Regions from separate parts of the Mus musculus genome. Here region 1 is linked to region 2. The links are chromatin loops, found by intact Hi-C in ENCODE. Cell type or tissue: gastrocnemius. All regions are shown on one strand. Each heading gives the region's core, and the rest is flanking DNA. Links, peaks and the distances in the headings are about the cores only. Region 1 has its middle 33 kb from the start of Gm25487. Region 2 overlaps 2400006E01Rik (RIKEN cDNA 2400006E01 gene).

The links. Hi-C counts contacts between places; a loop is a spot of excess contacts. Peaks named below come from ENCODE experiments on the same cell type or tissue, not always from the same donor. Only the 100,000 strongest peaks of a DNase experiment are listed, where the experiment ranks them.
Region 1: it touches region 2 in a loop (5-fold over the local background); 1 of 42 quality-filtered maps calls a loop at or near these places.

Annotation. Positions count from the first base shown.
Region 1 is chr3:41,402,910-41,414,695 of GRCm38, reverse strand. No RefSeq gene overlaps it. Among named protein-coding and RNA genes, the nearest start is that of Gm25487, 33 kb to the left of the region's middle. In gastrocnemius, for the core only: a CTCF peak has its summit at 5,285; DNase peaks (open chromatin) are centred at 5,160, 5,266, 5,664 and 6,081; H3K4me3 peaks cover 1,115 bases; H3K27ac peaks cover 1,293 bases.
Region 2 is chr3:41,504,054-41,515,839 of GRCm38, reverse strand. The region is part of intron 4 of 2400006E01Rik (RIKEN cDNA 2400006E01 gene); the gene reads left to right. Among named protein-coding and RNA genes, the nearest start is that of Platr4, 17 kb to the right of the region's middle. In gastrocnemius, for the core only: a CTCF peak has its summit at 6,155; no DNase peak of the experiment used is centred there; H3K27ac peaks cover 1,871 bases.

The sequences.
Region 1 (11,786 bases), core at 2,240-7,239, 100 kb after region 2:
TTCTGTAGTTGTCATTCTTAATGTTTTTCCTCAGTTTTCAATGGCTCCCTGCTCTTGTGGTGGCTGCTTCCCCACTCCCTGATGCTTCTTCGGCTTCTTCCATGTGTTTGTAAAACGCTAGGACAGTATCAACCTCTGCTTCTTCCTCTCCCTTCCTGAATTCCTTTGTCCTTTCCCTTCCTTCCACCACTTCTCAGTTCTTTACACCTCACCTCACGACCAACGACAGAAAAAAGAAAAACAGCATGCAAGCAAAGGAACGTGTTTCCTGACAGGAGGGAGAAGTACAGCACACGCTTACTCGCTTTACCTATCAGAAACCCTACATCTTGGTCAAGGTCACCATGTTAATCTGCAAGGGCTGCCACAGCCAAGCGCTGCTGTGTGACTTTAACAACAGATTGTCTTAGGATTCTGGAGGCTAGAAGGCTAAGATTAAAGATGTAAAGAAAGCCCAGAGTCTGAAGAGATAACTCATTGGTAAAGTGTCTGTCAGCTAACTGTGAGGACCTGGCTTCAGAGCCCCAGAACCCACATTAAAAATCCAGGTGTGGTTGTGCATGTCTGTAGTGATGATGTAACCAAGGGAGACAGAGACAGATGGATCCTGGAGCTCTCTGGACAGATGGTCTAGCTAACAAGTGAGCTCCGGGTTCAACATTTCAGCCCTAGATGAAGAGCTACATGTGGCCAGTGGCTTCTAAGAGAAGAACAATCACCTGTCTCCCTCCTTTTCAATAGGTGGTCCAACCCAGTAGTCAGCCATGGACACAAGTACATGTGGGCAAAGGTAAACAGACTCAATAGATTGTAGAGTAGGTTGAACACACACATGTATTCACACATGCACATATGCACACACACACACACACACACACACACACACACACACACACACACACACATAACCATTAAAGAAGACATCATGAATGAAGTGAGTTCAGGAGAGAGGGCACGAAGGAGGAGTTGGAAGATAGACAGAGGAGCTAGCATGTAGATCCAGTGTTGTTCACCTATGAAGCTCTCAAAAACTAAGGAGAAAAGTTGAGGAAGACACATGACATCTACATCTAGCCTCCACATGTCTGTGCATGCCCCACACATGAACACATATACAACATAGTCACATGCACACACAGAGAGTCAAACATTAAAAAAAAAAGTCAATAAGGTTAGTGTCTGAGGCGGCTGCTCTTGTAAGGGTCCATGATTTGAGGAAGAATAACACCCTGGACTCAGGATATAAACTCAAAGAGTGTTTTATTCTGCAGAAGTCCAGCATGCTGGCATCTCCCCATTACCAAGACAGACCCCCCAAGTGAGCTTTAGGCCTAATTTAAAGCACATTAGGGAACTCTGGGATGGGTGACCTCTATGTTAATCTGTTGGGTCCATCTCAAAGGACATTTCATTACCTGGGTGTGGGGGCTGGAACCTTGCTGGGGAGGTCTGGGAACTACTACTGAGGAAGTAGCTGAGGAAAATCTGGAAACTGCTGCTGACCCATTGCCCCTGCCTCAGGCCAGGTGTCTGGGACATTACATTACCTGGGGCTGAAGGCTGGAGCCTAGGGTTTTTCTATTCACCTAGGCTTGCCTGGACTTGCTCAGGTTTAGGCCCTGTCTCCTTAACTGCCAGTTTGAAGTCTGTCATGGAGTCAGCCTAGCCTTCTCCCTCTCTTTAGTGTTGGGCTGGTTATCTGCCTTCCCTGTCCCCATAATCTTCCATTTGTGTGCAAAGGGGTTCTGTGCCTCACTCTGAGTGACCACAGCTTGGCCTCACGCTTCTCCTCAGTTGCCTTCTCAAATGGCTTCGCTGAAAGGCAGAACACAACTTTTGAGAAGAGGAAGCAACCCTGAGCACATCCTCATATTTTCAGAAGTGCTGACCCTGAGGGAATTTGAATTCCTGCCATGTGGCTTCTTTACAGTTTTTTGTTTTTTTTGTTTTTAATATGTGGTTTTGTCCTATTTAACCCTTTGATGGAAATGGTGGTGCATTTTGTTTACATTTTCCATATGAGGAAAAAGCAAACAATTATTATCTGGTCAGCAAAAATGAAATGAAGGCAATTTTCAAAATTCACTGCCTTTTCACTATGAATTTTTTTATTTTTATTTTTTAGAGACAGGGATTCTTTGTATAGTCCTGGCTGTCCTAGAACTTGCTTTGTAGACTAAGCTAGCCTCAAACCCAGATATCTGTGCCTCTGTCTCTGCCTGTCTCTGCCCCTCTGCCCCTCTGCCTCTGCCTCCCAATTGCTGAGATTTAAGGCATACACCACCATGTCCTGACTCAATACGATTTTTATAGTGAATTGATGTGAAAGATCCATAAATAGTTCCAAACTACTTATACATTTGTCAGAGACGTATATGGGGACCATATAGGGACCTTAGTATCACCTTGACTGAATTTTAGTCATCTACAGACAGACCTCTAGTGGCTGTGAAGGTGGTTTTGGAGAGGGTTAGCAGAGAAGTCAAGACCTACCCAGCACTTCCCACAGTCTGGGGTTCCATACTGAATAAAAGGGAAAGAAAGAAGGCAAGATGAGCACCAACGTTCATCTTTCAAATTGTATTTGTGGTGTGTGTGTGTGTGTGTGTGTGTGTGTGTGTGTGTGTGTGCACATGTGCATATCTGTGTCCATTCGTGGAAGTTAGAAGACATCTTGCAGGCGTCAGTTGTCTCCTATGATGTGGACCCTGGGACTTGAACTCAGGTTGTTAGGATTGGCATCAAGCCACTTACCTCTCAAGGTCATCTCCAGCTCACCATTCATGCCCTGTATTAAGCTGCTTTGTCCTCCGACCCACTTTGTGCTCTGACCTCGGTGCATTCTCTGCCATGACAAGCTGTGTATCCTTTAACTGCTAGCCCAAACAAACCCTTGGTTTTTTTGTTTGTTTGTTTGTTTTTGTTTTTGTTTTTGTTTTTTTTTTTTTTTTTTTTTTCGAGACAGAGTTTCTCTTTATAGCTCTGGCTGTCCTGGAGCTCACTTTGTAGACCAGGCTGGCCTCGAACTCAGAAATCCTCCTGCCTCTGCCTCCCGAGTGCTGGGATTAAAGGCGTGTGTCACCACGCCCGGCTTTTTTTTTTTCCTTGTTTTCTTAAGGTGCTTTTTCTCAAGTGTTTGGCTAGAGCAATGGTCTAATGTGGGGATTTGGTTAACTCCCAGGTGAAAATCAGTAAAAAATAAGGCTTTGTAACAGCAATTCTTTGCAGAGTGGGTTTAGAAGCCAGTGCTGGAAGCCAATCTTGGAAGGTGTCACCCTCCATTTTGCCGAGTGTCTCTGATTTTTCTCTTGCAGAACTATTCCATGCACCTCCCTAACTTCATAAACACTGGTACATCTTGTGCTGTGCCCATCACTTTAGGAAGCCATTTGGCCGTTCCGACGGCGGAACTGTGCAAGGTGCCTCCCGAGCTCACGCTCTTCACACTTGGTTTGGTTTTGTTCCCTTGTTGGTTTGAATGTTCCGTCTCAGACAAGAGATGAAATTTCCATTGTTCTCCTGGCTCTTTCGGGAAGTAAACCCAAATCTGTCTTATTGAAGAAAAATCATAATTCCTTTTGCATGAAAAATAAAATCCAGTCTGAGGAAATGCCATAATGACCAAGATAATGGTTTATGTTATCTTTCAAATCAGTTCCAAGGAGAAATTAACCCTCATTATGGTCGAGCTGGTGATAAAGGGCTGACTGATTTCTTGCGTTCTGATGAGTGACTCATTCTTCAATGGTCAGGATAACAATAGTGATGACGGTGGTGGTGTGTCAAAGGGCTGGAGAGAGAGCTCGGTAGGTAAAATACTTCTACGCAAGCCTATTGACTTGAATTCAATGCCCAGAATCCACGGTGGGACGAGGTAACCGACTCCTGAAAGCCATCCTCTGACCTCCACCCATGCAGCACGGCACAAGACTCCTGTACTTGCATTTAAATACAATTATTATAAATGAAATATTTAGGATTCAGTGTATGAGATGACGCCTGCATTAGCTACTCTTTTGTGGCTATAACAAAATACCTGGCAAGAAGCAACTTAAAGAAAGAAGGGTTTTATTCTGGCTCACAGTTGAACAGGTTATCCTTCATCTTGGCTGGAGAGGAGGCTGGCAAGTCGAGTCACACTGCTTCAACCCTCAGGAAGCAGAGAGAGGTGACTGGTAGAATGAAGCTTCTCCTTACTCTTCCACCTATAAAATTCATTACCTTCACCTTTAAAATGGTTCGACCCTCCCGTGGTTAAGGAGGGTCTCCCACCTTAGTTAACTTAATCCTAGATAATCCCTCACAGGTGTGAGGAGAGGCTTGACTCCCCTGTCCTCTCCAGATGACACTCAGTGTCAACAATCAAGACCCCTATTTTGAGAGAGATCAACAAGTAAGGCTGCGGGGACCAATGGTGATTACAGTGACTCTATTACCAAGTACCAAATGCTTTGCTTCGGCTCTTCTCCCGGTTCCATAGATAAGGATTGTATGCAGGGTTGGGGTGGGGAAGCAGTAACTTCACATGACTCTTCCAAAGTCACCCCACAGAAGCAAGGGAGAGAGGGGAATCAATATGGACTGCCGCTAGACTGTCAGACCCAATTCACCCAACGTGTATCAATTTAAAGCCATAAAATCTGGGTAGGAGAAGAGTTTGCCAAAATGACAGGCTGGGTTTTTTAAATCTTCTATATCGTATTTCCTGGCCCAGCTCCTCCAAGAACTGTCCCTGTTCTGAGTTTCCGTATCCTAGAAGGAAGTCCACCTGCCAGAAAGACCGAGCCTTCACCGAGGGTGACTCTCCAAGTGCGTTAAAGGTTATTTATGTAAAAGATCATTGCATTGTGTTTTGGCATGCAAAAATTCCTCTCTCCCCAAGATACAGGAACACCCTCCAGTTATAGATCAAAACAGAAGAAGGTGTCGTTTGGGCTCTCAAACACCCGTTCCCAGCGTCTTTGGTTCAGAAAATAATTTTCTGGTTTTATGTTCCTGTGAGTGCCTCCCTCTGTTGGCTTCTCTGAATCTCAGTGATTCTTGCTTCCACACTCACCAAGGACAACCACCTCAGCATGGGGGTGGGGCAAGCCCACCCAGTCTAAGGAGTGAGGGAGGGGAAGAGCAAGCCACCTGTCACAGGGTGAGAAACTCTCCATCATGCAGAACTTTCCCACACGAGGATCACAGAGGCTCCATCTAGATCCAGGGGACCCACTGGTTGTCAGAGCCTCTATTTGACTCCCACACCCTGCAAAAATCCTCTAGGGCAGCAAGCACAGCAGGACCTGCCTTTAACAACCACCGGGTGTCAGTCAGTGGCTCTCAGGAGTGTGGGCCACACTGCTTAACTCCACCACTGACCTCATTGGGGACAGCTTTGTTTGATTTTCACAGAGCAGAACATGTAGATCTCTCCATCATAAACACACACACACACTCTCCAGAGCACAAATAAACAACCATGTACACTGGTAAATGTGTTTGCATTATTTAACCCAACCAGACGAAAACGAAGCGTGTGAACAGCCCTGCATATAAAGTACCGGGGAGTAACTTGCCTGTAATCTGTCTTGTACAACACAGCCTTTGCCACTCAAGCTACGCACGCGATCCAGACCCTGGAAATGTTCTATTTTTAGATGGGCTTTGTACACTATACTATTGACAAAGAGCGCTGTTAAATCCTCTGAATAGCAGCCAAAAAGTTGGGTGAGAACCCAGAAACCTGCCTCCTAGATCAGCATGCTAATCAAGCCAGAGCGATCTCTAAAGATCCTGTCCTTTTGTCTCAGCAGAAGTGGTCAGCAGAAGCGCAAAGGACACGGGGGCAGGGGTGGGGATGGGGGCGAAGGAGGTGATTATCCGCAGTTGTTTTACTCCTAGATAACAGGTCATTCGCCCACAATTCGGCGGATTTAAGCTGCTCTTTGTCAAAGTCACTTTCAGAAAAGATTTGACTATTTATTTACAAGGGAGGGGGTGTGACGGCAGCAGGTGCGTCATGGAAATCTCAGACGTGGTAGATTCAAAGCTGCTGGGGCCAGGTCACATGACTGCCTGCCTGCATCCTGGCACGCATATACTCCACCCCGACAAGCTTATGTCAGCCTAGCCACGTGGCCACACAGGGAGAACGGGAAGAAAATCTTAGGCAAACTGCCCATAAGAGGTGCGTGGGGAATGAGGCAATAGAGAGAAAAGGTTTGCAATACAGGAGGCGAGGGGAAGCGTTCGACACTGACATTTCTGCAACCACTGAGAAATCTGCCCTTTCCTGAGCTCGCAAGGGGCTAGGGGTAACAGACACCACTAGGCTAATTCTGGATAAAGTGGGCAAAATTATTTTTTATTGGTTAAGCACATTTTTCGCCTATTATTTTTGCTTCCACGCAAATTGCTCACTTTAAAAACTTTACTTTTTAAAAAAATAAATTTTATTTATTAGTGTACATGAAAGCGTGAGTGACTGTGTGTGCATGCGTGCATGTGTGCACAGGCACGAGTGGGCTCACATGTGTGAGCATGGCATCTGTGTGGAGATCAGAGGGCAACTTGTAGGGGGTCATTTCTCCTTTCCACGGGAGAGTTCCAGATGCTGACCTCAGATCATCCAACTTTCACCTACTAGCCACATTGCAGGCCTCAAAACGTCTTGCACTCACTTGTCCATGCGTTGTGACTGGTGTAGTGGGCCGGATGGTCTGAGACCTCCCTGGTGGCATCATACAGTTCCCTGCTTCTGCCAGTTCCTTGTAGGCCTTTTATTACTTTCTTTAAAAAAAAAAAAAAAGCAACAAGTTCTCATTTAGATCAGGCTGACCTCAAATTTACCATCTAGCTAAAGATGACATTGAACTTCTAATCTTCCTGCCTCCACCTGTCAAGGCTGGGATTACAGCCCTGAGCCACTAAAAGGGGGCATATATAGTGCTGATAGTAGGGCCCAGGACTAAATGAGTACTAGGCAAACTCTCTATATCTAATACCACAGCTGTTCCTTCAGTATTTATCGTGTTAAAGGGTCCTTGTACCTGTCACTGTCATGAGAGTCTTGTGCTCAGGTGATAAGTAACATGGAGGCTTACCATTAAGTCCCTGTGTATCAGGCTCTGTTTTAGGCTGGTTCTTCTAAAGCTGCATCCTTACCAATGGCCCACTCAGTCAGGTATCTTTCTTGCCTTCTGGGAAAGTACTGAAGCACACAGAAGGGTACTCAACCAAAGACAGTAAGCAATCAGTGATAAACTGCAAACTCACATCTGGGTTTGCTAAGCTTTCTCTATTATACCAGGCAATGTCATCTGCAAATGTGAACCTAGGCTGTATATCGCAGGACAACTGGGTTTGCTTTGATGAAACTGAATTGCATGTTGCTGACAGTTATTTTAACACCCTCAATATGTTTATTTATTAAAAAAAATAGTATTTGACAATGTTTGAAATTTCACTAGCAATACAAAGCTTGCCAGTTGCAACTTTTGTCTAACGTTTTTTGATTCATATTACACACTCTAATCCCACTCCTTTCCCCTCCGTTTGTATCTGCCCTCAGTCCTTGCAACCTCCTCAGAAAAGAAAACAAAAAAATAAAAATAAATTAAAAGAAAGGAAAGAAGAAACAAACAAACTCATTTCACTAATGAAGCTGCAGTGTGTCATGGTATCATACAGTATACAGTTTTGTCCAAATGTCTTTACTTGCAAATGTTCATTGCAATGAGTCTGGTATGATTTGAAGCCTCTGGCTTCTGCTAAACTGTCAATACTGGATCCTCACCGGGGCTCCTCTTGGATATCCTGTTGTTGCCCTCCATATCCATGGAGACCCTGCAGCTTTATCTCTGCAGGACTGGTCCCTTCATGTGCTCCAGTAGCTCATAGATGTGGTAGATGTTCGGGTGGGCCAATTCAAAGCCCTGAATGTGGGCCTGGGTGGTAGCTGAATTGGTCAGTCTGCCAGCTCTCCTGCACCCACACCCAGGGCAAGATCTCCAGCTTTGCCCCGTGCTAGCTCACCCATGTGTTGGGCTGGCTCAACCACTCTAAAGCCCTTGGAGGCAGCTCACTCACCTGCCACAGGCAGTGAGAGGCTGAAGGGAAAGCATTTATCCCCGGCCCATGCCACCACTCACGAGGGGCAGGGCTAGCTCTCCTGAACTCCCGCCCTCAGGGAATGGCTTGCTTGCTACAACTTTTAATTCTTCAATATTTTCTAACTATTCCATTTGTCCTGATCTTCCCTATGGATTCTTATGCTAACTTGGGTCGATAGGAAAAAGCACAGTGGGTGAATCCAGCTTGCTTTAGAGGTGTAGAAAGAGATGAGATAAGAATGGCATTCCTATCCTCCGCTGCTGGTGGGATTGCAAGCTTGTACAGCCACTCTGGAAATCAGTTTGGTGGTTCCTCAGAAAATTAGACATAATACTACCTGAGGAGCCAGCAATGTCACTCCTGGGCATATACCCAGAAGATGCTCCATCATGTAATAAGAACACATGCTCCACTATGTTCATAGCAACCATATTTATAATAGCCAGAAGCTGGAAAGAACCCAGATGTCCCTCAACAGAAGAATGGGATACAGAAAATGTGGTACATTTACACAATGGAGTACTACTCAGATATTAAAAACAATGATTTATGCAATTTGTAGGCAAATGGATGAATCTGAAGTATATCATCCTGAGTGAGGTAACCCAATCACAAAAGAACATACATGATATGCACTCACTGATAAGTGTATATTAGCCCAGAAGCTCAGAATACCCAAGACACAATTCACAAACCACATGAAACTCAAGAAGAAGGAAGACCATAGTGTGGATACTTCTATCCATCTTAGAAGAGGGAAACAAAACACCCATGGAAGGAGTTACAGAGACAAAGTGTGGAGTAGATACTGAAGAAATGACCATCTAGAGACTGCCCTACCTGAGGATCCATCCCATTTACAACCACCAAACCCAGACACTACTGCATATGCCAGAAAGATTTGGCTGACAGGACCCTAATATAGCTCTCTCTTGTGAGGCTCTGCCAGTGCCTCACAAAGACAGCAGTGGATGCTCACAGCCATCTATTGGACGAAGCACAGGGTCCCCAATGAAGGAGCTAGAGAAAGAACCCAAGGATCTGAAGGGGTTTGCAGCCCCATAGAAGGAACAACAATATGAACTAACCAGTACCCCCCAGAGCTCCCTGGGACTAAACCACTAATCAAAGAAAACACAGGGTGGGACTCATGGCTCTAGCTGCATATGTAGCAGAGAATGGCCTAATCGGTCATTAATGGGAGGAGAGTTCCTTGGTCTTGTGAAGATTACATGCCCCAGTATAGGGGAATGCCAGGGCCAGGAAGCAGAGAGTGAGTGGGTTGGTGGGCAGGAGGAAGGGGGAGGGGGAAGGGATATGGGGAGGATGTTTTTCAGAGGGGAAACCAGGAAAGGGGATAACATTTGAAATGTAAATAAAGAAAATATCCAATTAAAAAAAAAAAGGAATGGTGCTCCTAACTTTGAGCAGATAGGCAGCCCTGCTTTGCCTTCCAACAGGAAGTTTCAGGCCTGTGGGCACAGCTTGACTGACAGCAATCATTGGAAAATGTTCTGGTGAGGTCTGGTACCTAGTAGGAAAAAGACAGATGCTCATGAGGAAATGCAAAGCAAACGGGAAGTCCTAGGAGTTTCACACAACTTATGAAATTGCTTCCCAAAGTGTGTGTCTGCTCAGTAGAGTAGCTTGCGACTCCCGTGTATCTATTTGTCCTGTCAGTGTCACCACTGATAAAGCAATGAGAAAATAATATCTGTAGATCCTAGAAAGCTCTTGGCTACAGTGGGGGCAGAAGGTAACTACTGCTTGGATTCTTTTTCACATTAATTCGTGTGTGTGTGTGTGTGTGTGTGTGTGTGTGTGTGTGCGTGTGGTGGCAGCATGTGTGTAGAGGTCAAAGAACAACTTGCAGGACATGGACTTTTCTTACAGTGTTGTTCCCAGGGATCGAACTCAGGACGTCAGGCTTCTTGATGGCCAGTGCCTTTACCTACATGCCATCTGTTTGTCCCATACATGGGTGTTCATCTGATTATTTCAATCTGTTTACATTTCTGTTTATCTGGAAAGGACCGGACCTGTCATGTCCTTCCTATCCTCATATGGCTATTAGCACTGCATCTTGCTTAATTTTACTATGACCAGCAACGTTGCTCACTGCATTGGCATTTGCTCTACCTTTTTAAAGCTACAGCAGCTGCCACTGTTGGCATCCTGACGGCCGTGGAGCTGAATCCTTCGCTGTGCTCCTGTTGTGTGTACACTTCACCTTTCAGAATGCTATTCCCAAGAGAAAGAAAAGCGGCGCTCAGCTTTCCCACGGCACACATTTTCTCTGCTCTCTCCTTGGCTCTGGAAGAGGGCACATGAAAAGCAATTTCAAGTTGTAATCAATGAGGCTTTTCATAAGCAAGAGTTTCCTTTATCTACAGAGGATTTGCTTGCAGTAACTTACAGTGAGACCAGCCTGCAGGGTCAGTGCGTGGACTCACTCTTCCACTGCCTACGTATTTACCATCAGATTTGAATATTTTATTATCAGGAGCTGGGTCTGAGTGAACAAGCAATGATCTTTATATTTTATAGGGCCAAGTCTAAAAACTTTAAATATTCATATTATGTTTAGATAAATGCTAAGTAGGGGTTACGTGAAGAATCTTCCAGTCAAATTAACTCCGCAATAATGTACCTGTAAGCATGGCTCTTAATTGGACACGAGCAGAGCCAGCACTTTTTGAGGTCAGCAAATTGGGAGAAGCATCTTTGTTTGATCTAGTGAGGAGACGGAGCTGTGGGGTGAAGTTCTGCCCAAACAATGAGGAAACACCTGCTGTTCCTGTCTTGATTTAAATGTCTCTGGGTGGCATATATGGCAAACTTCAGAAACAATACTTTATGTGTTTCATATGCAAGCACGAAAAAAATTGTTACTGCACTGGCACCAGGCTCCGTCCAAAAGCATGCCATGTGTATGCTGTTCAACGATTTAAAAAGCTCACCTCTCCGGAAGGAAGAAGTAGGGTAGCATGAGTGACTAAAATCTAGAATCACAGAGCCAGTCCCGAGGTCTGTGAAACGGTGCCACTGTGAGCCTGTGTGGCCCATGCTGGAGGATAACTCTCCAGCCCTATGAGGTCCCCAGCCGCCATCTCTAAGTTATAGGCTATCAGATTTTACCTTCAGTCATGATACCGTGGGAGGTGCATGTGAAACAGGTAGGGGGGTTTGTCATGGGACAGCAGAGACAATTTGATTGGCAGAAAACTGAGAGGTTCAGCTAGGAAAAAATTTACATGGTGGGGCTGGAACAGCGGCTGTTCTTCCAGAGGACCTGGGTTCAGTTCCTAGCATTTATACCTGGGTTCAGTTCCTAGCATTTATACCTGGGTTCAGTTCCTAGCATTTATACCTGGGTTCAGTTCCTAGCATTTATACCTGGGTTCAGTTCCTAGCATTTATATGGTGGTTGATAAGTAACCACCCGTAACTGCAGCTCCAGGCAATCTGACCCCCTCTTCTGTCCTCCTTGGGCACCAGGCATGGATGTGGCAGGGATACAAGAAATCAAAATAACTGTTTTAAAGTTACTTGTTTCTAGGTCTATTTATTGAGAGTAAAAATGGAACAGTTTACAACAGATTTGGTAACAGTTTTTATGTAAATGAAGAGTTGTTGATGACAGTTAGCCAAGATATAAGATAAAATACAGGGAGGAGCAACATAGCTTG
Region 2 (11,786 bases), core at 3,587-8,586:
CTGAGTCCTGGCATTTCAGGCATGAGCCACCATACCTGTTTTGTCAGGTAATGTGATAGGTAAGCACTCTACCAACTGAACTGAACTACATTCCCAGCCCCATATTTGAAAACTTTTAATATTTAAAATCACATTCTTTCTTTATGCCACAAAGATATATATATACATACATATATATATTCTTTTTTTTTCTGTTTTTTGGTTTTTGGTTTTTCGAGACAGGGTTTCTCTGAATAGCCCTGGCTGTCCTGGAACTCACTTTGTAGACCAGGCTGGCCTTGAATTCAGAAATCCTGCTTTTGCCTCCCGAATGCTGGGATTAAAGGCATGTGCCACCACGCCCGGCTCCTATATTTTCTTTTATAAATTTTATAATTGTACTTTTCCCATTCAGATGTGTAGGTTTAGACAGAGGCCTAAATGTATTATTTCCCCAATACCATTTGCTACATTTTCTTTTCTTTACTGTTTTGTGGAGCCACAAACTTAACAAACAGGGACCTCCTGAAATGGGTGTCGTGCTAGGTCTCAGCTGCTATGAAGACTAACGAGCTGTAAGAGAAGGTTATTTCTTAAGATTGCAAGGTAAAAATCCAGGGCAGAAGCAGGCTGAGTCTCGGTCCTCACAAAGGATCATTTTTCTCACTGTGAGAACTTGAGACCAAGGCGGAAGGGCTTTCTCCTGCTTTCCTGTTCAACAGCTGTGATCTGACTCATGAAGGTTCCTCCCCTAATTGCCAAACACCCCAGAAGTCCTTGCACCTCAGTATCACCACCTTCGGGGCTAAATATTAACACAGGAATTCGGACTGCTTTAGGCTGTTTCATTTTTTGATTTGTTCCTGTGTGGACAAACCCAGCCTTTACTCCTAAATATTTTTCCCCCTATTTAAAGGTTTACTTTTATTTTTTTCAACTGTGTGCATATGTGAATGTCTGTGTGTCGCTCTATGCATGAGCGAGTGCCGACGCCTGTGGAGCCAGAAGGAGATGTTGGATGACCTAGAACTGTGGCTGCAGGTGGTTAGGAACGGCCTGATGTGAGTTTTTGGAATCACACTCAAATCCTCTGCAAGAGCAGCAAATGCTCTTAACCAATAAAGCCATCTGTCCGGCCCATATTATTAAGTTTTCACATACTTATTAATATCCCTTTGCTCTTATTTTTAAAAGTCAAATTAGCTATTCATACATCTTCTTCGTATACATGTTAGACATATTTATCAAGTTCTTAATGAAATCCAGCTGCCTATATGATTAGACTTATACTGAACACATAGATACAATTAGAAAGAACGGACAGATGTATAACCACTTTGTGGTTCTTTTCCTAACATACTGACTTAATAAAGGAATAAACCTGTGGTTCCTCTCTCAGAATCTGGCCAACCCGTGTTATTTATCTGACTGTTAACGAGCTAGAATGTAATTGAATTGCAAAAGTGGATAGAACTGGTTTCCAAATACTAAGTGGGTGGCAAGAAAATCAGAAGTTAGAGTCATAAAAAGGCATTTATTAAACTCATAATTATTCACGTTGCTATGTTAGATCCTGTATCAAAGGGGGCGGGGAGTGGCTCAGTGTGTGTATCCCATCATTGAGAAGCTTACACTGAAATAGTGCTGAGCGGATGAGCATGTATAAGATTTACCACTAATTAGGGAATGGAATGTGTTGCTAGCTTACAGAAGTGCAAAGTAAATGCCTATTAGGGTGAGAGCCATGAGGGCTAGAAAGGGGAGCTAGCTAAGGCAGAGGAGGTCTTCAAAGCGCTCATAATTTATTTGTACTTGAAAAAATATCAGCTCAAGAGTATACAAAATCAATTGTCGTTTGTATAAGTAGGGATGCAGGGGACCCCGAGAGTATACTTTTTCCTGTGTGTATGTAACCTATGGCCGGAAGGAAGATCACAGGAAACTCAGCAACATTGCTTTGTTTGCAGGATCAAGAAGTAATTGTTTAGGAACAGAAAGGAGAAAAAGACTAATTATTATGTAGGCTTACATTTTTAAAAACCAGAATCATGTAAATTGCCCAAGTTTTTTTTTTTTTAATGAAGCTTTCAAATTTGATGGGTATATAAAAGGAAAAAAAGAAAGCTGAATATAGTGGTCCACACCTGTAATCCTCTGGAGGCTGAGGTAGGAGGGCCATGACGTTAGGGTGAATTTTGGACCAATCTGGTTACATGGCTAAACTTTAATTCTCTATTCCTCAAGTGCCTCGTCTCCCCCAAATAAAACAGGAAAAAAGGAAAAAATTCATGAAATGAAACAGAAAAAAATTCTGGATACTCATGATATAGAATTAGAAAAATAGGCATGTCTGCACTGTAAGTTAATAGTAGTGGCCTGCTGTGGTACAAACCCCCAAGTCACTCATAATATCAGGGCAAAGCCTCCATCACTGAAGAGGGGCCTCAGACACCCTTACGTCCTGGAGGACTCAAGACCATTTATTTAATCATGAGGTGGGATCTCCGCTGACTCCTTCACAGCCCATGCCACAAAGCATGCCGGGAAAGCATGCACGAGCAGTTTTTTCCTCTGCTCAGAAATGGATACAGGAAGTCTAATGATGGAGGATGGGATTGTGACATGTGACATATAAGAACTGATAATCACTCACCTGTCCCAGCAGATTCATCGCCAGTCATTAAAAGGCTTTGGACAATTTATTGTTCCTAGCAGCGGAGAGCTGTCTTCTCTACAGGCTCAGCAGGGCTTATCGTGACGGGGACTCCAGGGTCTTCTCCTGGGCTCCTGCAGGAAACCTCAACGCTGTGCTAGTAATCCTCTGAGAGACGGGCGATTCCTTACTTGGTTTATGCCTCTGGTAGACATGCTTGCCACCACCCCAGGTGAATCTGCCCATCTTGACAGTTCCCGTGCTCTACGTGCGTCCCAGGACAATCGGGTAGCCGCTCTCCATTTCTGCCCTGAAATTCTACTCAGTTAAGTTTTGCATATTGGATAGCTAAACTCACTCATTTAATTCCAGTACATATGTTCTGATTTCTTGGGATTTTTAGAGGTTGACAGATTCTCTCTTTCTAAAAGCCAGGTATGAGAGCTTATACTTGTACTGGCAGCACTTGGGAGGCTGAAGCAAGAAGACTGTGATGAGTTCAGGTCTCCAGGACAACCCATGCTACAGTGTGAGACCTAGAGAGGGCTGAGGATATATCTCAGACGTAAGCTGCAATGCTTACCTAGCACGCATAATAACCCAGGAGTCAGCTCCCAGGCACCAAGCAGAACCCAACTTAGTGGTGTGTGTCTGCAGTCCCAGCACTTAAGAGGTAGAGACGGGCCAGGGGCTCAGAAACTCAAGGTCATTCTTAGTTACATAACAAACCTGAGACCAGCCTGTACTATTTAAAGCCCTGTGTTATAATAAGCAGGCAGACAGACAATAAATAAAAAAGTAGAAAATTTAATGTTTATATTTTTTTCACACGAATTCATTTTCTCTGAAAACTATGATGTAGCAATTATCTTATATGCTTTACTGCTACTATTTTAAAAATTATAACTGCTGGGTAGCCTTCATTATAACTTTATTGGTATCATGAAGTAAACAAAAATTCAGCCATAAGGATGTATTAGTCATTATATATACTAGTAGAAGCTAGCACTTTAGCGATGAGCTTTAAGAGCTGTTATCAGGGCCTCACCTCTGTCTGGTTTCCCTTTGGTTTCCCCTGTCTACAAGCTGAAAATACTGGGTAGAAATCTTGAAGTGTAATTACAGTTGGACAAAATTATTCTAGGTTGCCAGTATCTTTAATCTCATCTTTTTCCTCCTGCACTAATGGAAAATCAAACTCTACTTAAAACCTGACTGTTGGGTGTGGTGACAAACACCTGTATTTCTAACACTGGGAAACTGAGACAGGAGGCTCTTGGGTTTGAGGGCAGACTATGTTACACAGAGAGGGAGAGACACTGACTACTAATAGACAGACTGTTAGGATGGCCTTCGCTGACATTTGAGGCCCAGTATTTTCAGTTGTTAATTGCTAAGTTCTGGCAGGTTTTTGGCATTGTTATTTCTATGGCCCATTACCAGTTTTCCATAGGTAAATGCTTGTCTTTCCACACCTGCCAAAAAGATGAGTCTCTTGGATTGTCATATTAAAAAGCAAGCTGCTTTTCTTTTGAAAAGTAAAAGTTATTTTGTAAAGCCTCAAATGCAATAGCAATTGATTTAATGAACAACCCTATAGCTGTCAAATACCAGAGGAATATAGCTGGTGAGATGGCTTGGTATTTATGGCCAATGGCGATGACCTAACTTTGAGCCCCAGAGCTCATGCACAGGATGGAATGTGAGGACCAGTCCAAGATGTCCTCTGACCTCTACAGATACACGCATACACACACAAATAAATAAAACAAACGTTTTATTTTCAAAAAGCAAGCAAAAAACTCCAATAAAACCCTGAAGATACATCAAGTCAGATCCCTGAACAATCAGTTTTGGCTGCGTGGTCACCAAAAACAAACAAACAAACAAACAAACAAAAAACAAGCAAAACAAAATCAAACGAACAAACAAAAAACCCCCGCCTCTCCAATCTTTTCTTTTCTCACTTAGAAAAGTGGAGATAAAATGGAACTTGCCCCCATTTTTTGACAAAACATGGGAGAAATTAGAATAGTTTTGATACAGTAACTTTTACTATACAAATAAATAGCTATTTCTACACAATTAAATAGTGTGGAAGTCGACTTGCAATATTTGAGATATTAATTACCGTCTTCCCCTTTCCCTCTTTTCCTCCCTCCTCCCCACCCCACCCCCTTTCTTCTGCTCCTGCTTTAGAAGCGTTCTGGCTCTGCAGTCCTCAGAGCCTGCCTTGGATATCAGTTCCCCAGGGAAAAAGTGAGCTCCAACTGTCCCTAAGCAAGGTTTCAGCGGGTAACATGGGTCACTTCCTGTCTCGTTCTACTTCTTGCTCTGATTTCCGTCTTCTCCTCTTTAACCAGATCCTCCTTAGACAATAACAGAATCTAGTTGGGAAGGAAGGGGCAAGTGGTCCCGCAAAGCCCTGACAGCTTTTTCCTAGCAGGATGCTGAAAGATCCTAGTAACAGCTCCTTGAAGCTAAAGAGAGATATGAACCTCACCCAGTAAAACAGTTAACCGGTGTGTGTGTGTGTGTGTGTGTGTGTGTGTGTGTGTGTTGGGGTTGGGTTTGGGGGGGTGGTGACACAGTGCGATCTCACTCTGAAAGCTTCTTGCTCTCCTCTCAATAAGGTTGCGTACTCCAGAGGTCAGAACCAAGAAGAAGCCACCTAGCCTCAGAGGCTCAGAGGACATGAAAAGACTGAGATCCAGAGGGAAATGGGAGAGAGGCTGTTTTTCTTAAGAACGAGATTTGACAAAAAGGTAGGAGGAAGAGGCATGGAGATGAGAAAGGAGCGAGCTCCGTATCCAGGGAGAAGCGTGGGAGTTAATGTTACGCTTAGAGGGTGGTAGTTAGCAGGGTTATGCTTTGAAAAAAAAGAGAGAGAAATAAAGAGCAGGGATCTGGGGAGGCAGCTGGGGCTCAGCAAAGTGCTCACAAGCCGGGGGACCTAAGTTCGATCCCCAGAGCCCATATAATGAAAAGCAGGATGTGGTGGCATCGCACTTGTTAGCCAAGCAACTGGGGAGGCAGACAGGCAGTCCCTGGGGGTTGCTGGACAGCCAGCCAGCCCTAGCCTAAGTGGTGAGTTCCAGACCAGGGAGAGGCCTTGTCTCAAAAAACAGGGTGGGTACTCCTGAGGACACTGGAGGTTGTCTTATGTTTTCCACATCCGTGAGCGTGCACTCTCGCATACACACACACACACACACGCACACACACACTCACAAAGGGAAAGGAAAAATATCAGAAAACAAATGAGACAACTAAAAACTTAAAATTCACAAAGCTGAGAGGTGGGGGGAAAGGAAGCTTTTCTTTCTCTGTGATTCCTCCCCCTTCTGAAACAGTGACAAGCCAGGGCCATCTTGCTGGCATTTCTTCTCTGCCCTGTTCCCACCTTTTCTGACACATATTTCCATTCAACTAGGCTACAAGTCACCCTTATAGGCCTTGCCAAATAGTATTTCGCAAGTTTGTGAAAGACTGGTTTCTCCTGGACTGGAGTCCCCAGGCTGCCCTGTAGGCTATAGAGCATTCCTCTGTCCCCACACAGCCATGGCAACAGTGGGCAAGTTACAACTCAACTCCCAGGTTGGAGTTAAGGACTCAGGTTACTTCCTCCTGTGGCCCAGTTGGCCCCGCTTTCTTCTGTGGCAGCAAACTAAACTGCTAACCTAGCCAGCTGTCAAAGCTGCCCAGTCAAAAGATGTCCCAACTCCCAATATAACTCCAGCTCCTTAGGAGGCACACCTCAAGCATGACAGACTCCCCAGCCTCTCAGGGGCGAGTCAAGGTCATCCTTGGCCACCAAAGGCTCTTAGTGGAGGCTACATTTCAGTAGTCTGCACAAACTTGCTGAGTTCAGAAAGCTTTCACATACAGATGACAGTTCGTCTCTTTCCCTCATTGCTCTCACTAGACTCCTGCTATGTTCTGTTTCTCCCGAGCCTTCTGTGTTCTCTCTCCTTTTGATTTGGAGCTGATATTTCCTTTCTCATGGTGGCTTTTATGTATTAAAACGATTATGGAATTTAAAAAACATGTACAAGTGTCATAAAAGTGTAAATTTCCCAATGAGTCTGAGTTGAGTTTTTTTCCTTTTCTATATCTCTGTTTATAATGCTTGGTTTTTTGAAGAAATCTTAGACAGTGTGTTGCTTTACTGGTACGTGGTTCAGTGTTATGTTGAAAGGATAAGGCCTCCTCTTAAAAGACATAATTACCATAACCTCTTACCTAAAAAATTAGTCTCCTGCTTTCCTCTGTGCTGGAGATGAAATTCAGGGCCTTACATATGCTGGGTATGTGCCTGCCACTGACCTAGAGCCCCAGTGCAGAATGAAATTGCTTTAAGACTGTTCTTTTACTTGTTTCATTTTATTATGCGTTTTTTGTGAATATTATGTATGTGTGAGTGCATGTGCCATGGTGTGTATGTGAGTATGTGTGCCATGTTGTGTGTGGGTGTGTGTCATGGTGTGTGTGTGGGTGCATGTGCCAGAGTGTGTGTTTGAATGTGTGTGTGTGTGTGTGTGTGTGTGTATGTGTGCCATATTGTGTATGTGGTACATGTGCTATGGTGTGTGTGTGATGCATATGCCATGGTGTGTGTGTGTGGGTGTGTGCAGTGGTGTGTGTGTGGAGGGGAGAGGACCACTTTATGGAATCAGCTCTTCTCTTCCACTTTCACACGGATCCCAGGGATCAAACTCAGGTTGTCACGCATGTATCACTGGGCAGCAACTGCTGATATCCACAGAATCATCTCACTGGCCCACTATTTAATTTCTCCATACCTTCAGACATGTGTCTATGCTGCTTCAGCTGTCTGTTTTTGCTTCTTTACAGTTTGCCTCTCTCTAAGTTAGAGTCATACACAGCAATTAATTGACAGTTCTGTCAGCCTCCCTGCCTTACCTTCTCATTGCTATAACACTGTGTCTCCTTGTGTGTGTATGCAAAGGCATGCGTGCATGAGTGCTGGTCCACATGGAAGCCAGGGGCCAGTGTCAGGTGTTTTACTATTTTCCTCACTTTACTGGAGACGGCTACATTTCTCACTAACCAGTAGATCAATGACCCCTCTAGATTTGTTGGCCAGTGAGCCTCAGGGACAGTCTGCCTCTGACTTCTCAGGTGGATTACACATGCTGCCACAACTCAGACAGACAGACAACTAAGCCACCCCCTAGCCTCTTTTGCTTTATCTCCCAATACTTTTAAATTTTAAGAACTTTTCCCACTGAATTTCACATGGACTAGATTTTGTTGATTCAACCCTTATAGTGGTTTAAAGTATTATTTTAGGTTTATTTTATTTTATGTGTATGAGTGCTTTACCTGAATGCATGTTTGTACATCATGTACATATCTACAGAGGTCAGAAGAGTGCCTTGGATCCTTTGGAATTGGAGTTATTAATGGTTGTGAGATACCATGTGGATGCTGAGAACTGAACCTGGGTCCTCTGCAAGAGCAACAAGCATTCTTAATGCCTGGGCCGCCTCTATAGTCTCATTTTTTAAAAAGAAAGCATTCTATAAGAGATAAAGTACTCAACCCTAAGCCACCTTTATCAACCATACCTTTATCAACCACTCTCCCCAACAAGGCTCAGGGTAGGGGTACAGAAAAAAAACCAGAGGAGGGATACATGCTATGAAATGCTATCTTCTGGACACAGCCTGTGGCTGTACTCATGAGCTATAGCATCTCTAGTTACCTGCTTGTGATGGTTTTTATATGCTTAGCCAAATGAGTGGCCCTGTTGGAGTAGGTGTGGCCTTGTTGGAGTAGGTGTGTCACTGTGGGTGTGATCTTTAAGACCTTCATCCTAATTGCCTGGAAGTCAGTATTCTGCTAGCAGCCTTCAGATGAAGATGTAGAATTCTCAGCTCTGCCTGATCGTGTCTGCCATGTTCACACCTTGAAGATAATGGACTGAACCTCTGAACCTGTAAGCCAGCCCCAATTAAATGTTGTGCTTTATAAGACTTGCTTTGGTCATGGTGTCTGTTCACAGCAGTAAAACCCTAACTAAGGACACTGCTCAAAACCTATATGAAATCTAGTCAACTACAATTGTGGTGTAGATGGGGAAGATGCTCTTCAGGCCCCAACCCTAACTGAGGAGCGATGTGGTAGCTGGTGGAGCAAGTAGAGTCATTCATTTTGAGGTTGTGACCCACGGTATATTTGCCATGGTCTAGAGAATGACCCTTTACCCATGTACATATGGGCAGTATTGATTGCACTAAGAAGAGGAGATGAAATAAAGTTGGGAGGTGATGTGTTGGGAAGTAAATGGGTGAGTTACAGGGGGGAAATGGGAGGCAGTTATGATTATATTTTATTGTATATATGCACAAAATTTTCAAGAATAAAGAGAAAATATTTTTAAAAAGAAAAGATATTATACTGTTCTAGTATCTTGTGAAATAGTATTTAGATCTTAGGCCCTCATTAAACTCTTGTTGCCAAGGTGACTTCCAGGGTGAAGTTGCACACATTGTAAGGGGGCACATGCCATTCACCCACTGATTTCTCCTGTGATACCATCAGATGTCGGCAGTCCCAACTTACAGTCAGTAGTTAATTAAGTTATAAGTATCGGTTTTCTGAAAATTATTACTTCATCATTAGCTAGAGTACTTTTATGCATCCTGACATGTGGATCCTGTGGAAGGCCAGGGTAAATTCTTAATTCTTTCTATTAACTGTACTTTAAATTAGCCAGCTTCCCTCATGTGGTTTGAAATGATGCATAAATCATGTGTGTCTGCTTTTGTGGTGGTAAAACTCTCATTACAAACTAAGGAATTCAAGTATGAATGATGTTTGCTAAACATGTGCTATGGAGCAATGAATGAAAAAATGATTGCATTGGTCCTCCACATGGACAGAAGTGCCAATCCCAGGACACTTGGCAGCCATGGGGATGCAACACACTTGTCAAGCACTTCGCCATTGAGCTGTATCCTCAGCCCTCTCTTTCTATTTTGAAACAGAGTCTAAGTTGCCAGGCTGGCCTTGAATTCATTCTATAGCAAGGCAGATCTTGACGTTATAATCCTTCCTCAGCCACACTAGGAATGTCACCAGCCCAGCGGATGCAAATCATCTTCTGTCACTCTTATTGTTCCATCTGTCACATCCATAAACCAACATTTTAACCCTGACGGCCAGGTGGGTTCTATTACGTGTTTTAGAAACTGCCGCCCATCTGGGCTCTCACAGTGTCTGAGCACCCTGACATGGTCCCCACAGCCCCTTTTGCCAGCACTGGGCCCACCTTACATAATCTGAGATTTAGCTCCCAGATAATCGGATTTTTATTTTTACCCAATATCTTTCAACTAACTCATTGATGATCCATTTACTTTAGATGTCAGAGAAGCTCTTTGTTCTGGAAATAGAAGAGACTCAAGCAAAATTTGGTCAGCATGCTTCACTTGCCCTGAAGCCATGTTTAATTTGTAGGTGAATAAATTTGATGTTAGCAGGTTCAGTTCCTGTCTCAATGACTACAACTTGTTTGTAATCTCATCTGAGAAAGAGACACTTACAGATAGCTTTCAAGTAGTCGTCTTATCGTGGCGCTTACAAGATGATGGGCAGTTTAAGCGAATAGTTATTAGTGGTAAAATCTCAAGAGCTACGTCCAGACTCTTCATAAAAGCTCAAGTCTCCAGCACGAGTAATATGAGCTTTGCTTATCAAGAGTCTTGCCCACCAGCTTTCAAGCATGGTCAATTTTTTTTTGTAAAGTTATTTACAGAGATTATCCCATAATTTTGCAAAACCTCTACGGAACAGAAATTCCTATTGTAAACCACAACACAGTAGGACTGTTTAGGTGACCTGCAAATAGCACAACCACAAATGTTGCATCAAGTGAAGCTTGGGTTTGCTCTGTTCGTTGTAAAGTGACCATTCGTCACTATTGTTATAAAGGTCGGACACCTGAAAATGATCTTGGTTACTGAAATAGTATAAAACAGAACCTTAAATGTTGGTGGTTTTATCCTTTCAAACTAAAATTATCAGCCAATGGGATGACACACACAGCTCATATGGTGTACTCTCAGCCAATGGAATGAGACATACAGGTGATGCAGCGAACTCTCAGCCAATGGGATGACATCGCTGAGACACAGCAAACCATGGTCCTGTGACTCTTAACCAATGGGATGACACTGACATGGTCCTGTGAACTCTGACTTTAGTGCACTGAAATTTCTTAAAGGAGGAAAAATTTAATCTAACAGCAGAGGTAACAGGAAAAAAGAACAAAAGGCACAAGCAGAAAACGGAGAGGAAGTCCATTGACATAATATGATATATTCACAAAGTGTATGAAGTACAACTTAGACTAGAGAGGGGACTAGAGATTGACTGTCTTGCTCTGTTTTATTGAAATACTGTAAGAGTATAGCAGCAGAAGGGAACTGGCAAGCAGTGCAAAAGGCAGAAACAAATACTCAAGACAGTCTGCTGATCTCGCTGGTGGTGATGTTTCCTTTGGTCAAGTTACCAACTCTAGGGCTGGGGGAGGAGGATAGGGGGATGAGGAGGATGAGAAATCCCCAGTCCAATTTAATGGCATCTTGGTAAACCTCAATTTGACAACTTAAACGCACACTTACATGCAAGCACAAACACACTCTGCTGCCCTGGGTTTTTAGTGAGGAGAGGGTTGCTTATAGCTTCAGAGAAAGCCCATATCACAAAGACTTCATTATTTTACAAAATATGCACCGAAGGACATTTACTAGTGCACTGAGGGCTATTATCATAAATAATTAAAACCCAACCATTCTTCTATGAATAATTGTATAAAGTACATTGGGTTCGGAGCACTGAGCTCTCCCAACCTCCTGCTTTGTGCCCTGGGAATGCAAGCACCCACCCAGCCCATTAAAATCATGCTCCTGCTTCTTGCATGGAGCCTTTATGAAGAGCTTTGGATGAGGTACAAGCACTTAGGGTGCTGCCGTCCTTTCTTCTAGTTGCTCTCTTTCTCCTCTAGTAATTATTTATAAGAAAATGAAAATGTTTATAGATATCTTTTAGTGAATGACTCATGGTTACATTTTACACAAATACTTTGATACATAGTCCAAAAGCCTGAGTGTTAAGCAACCTGGCA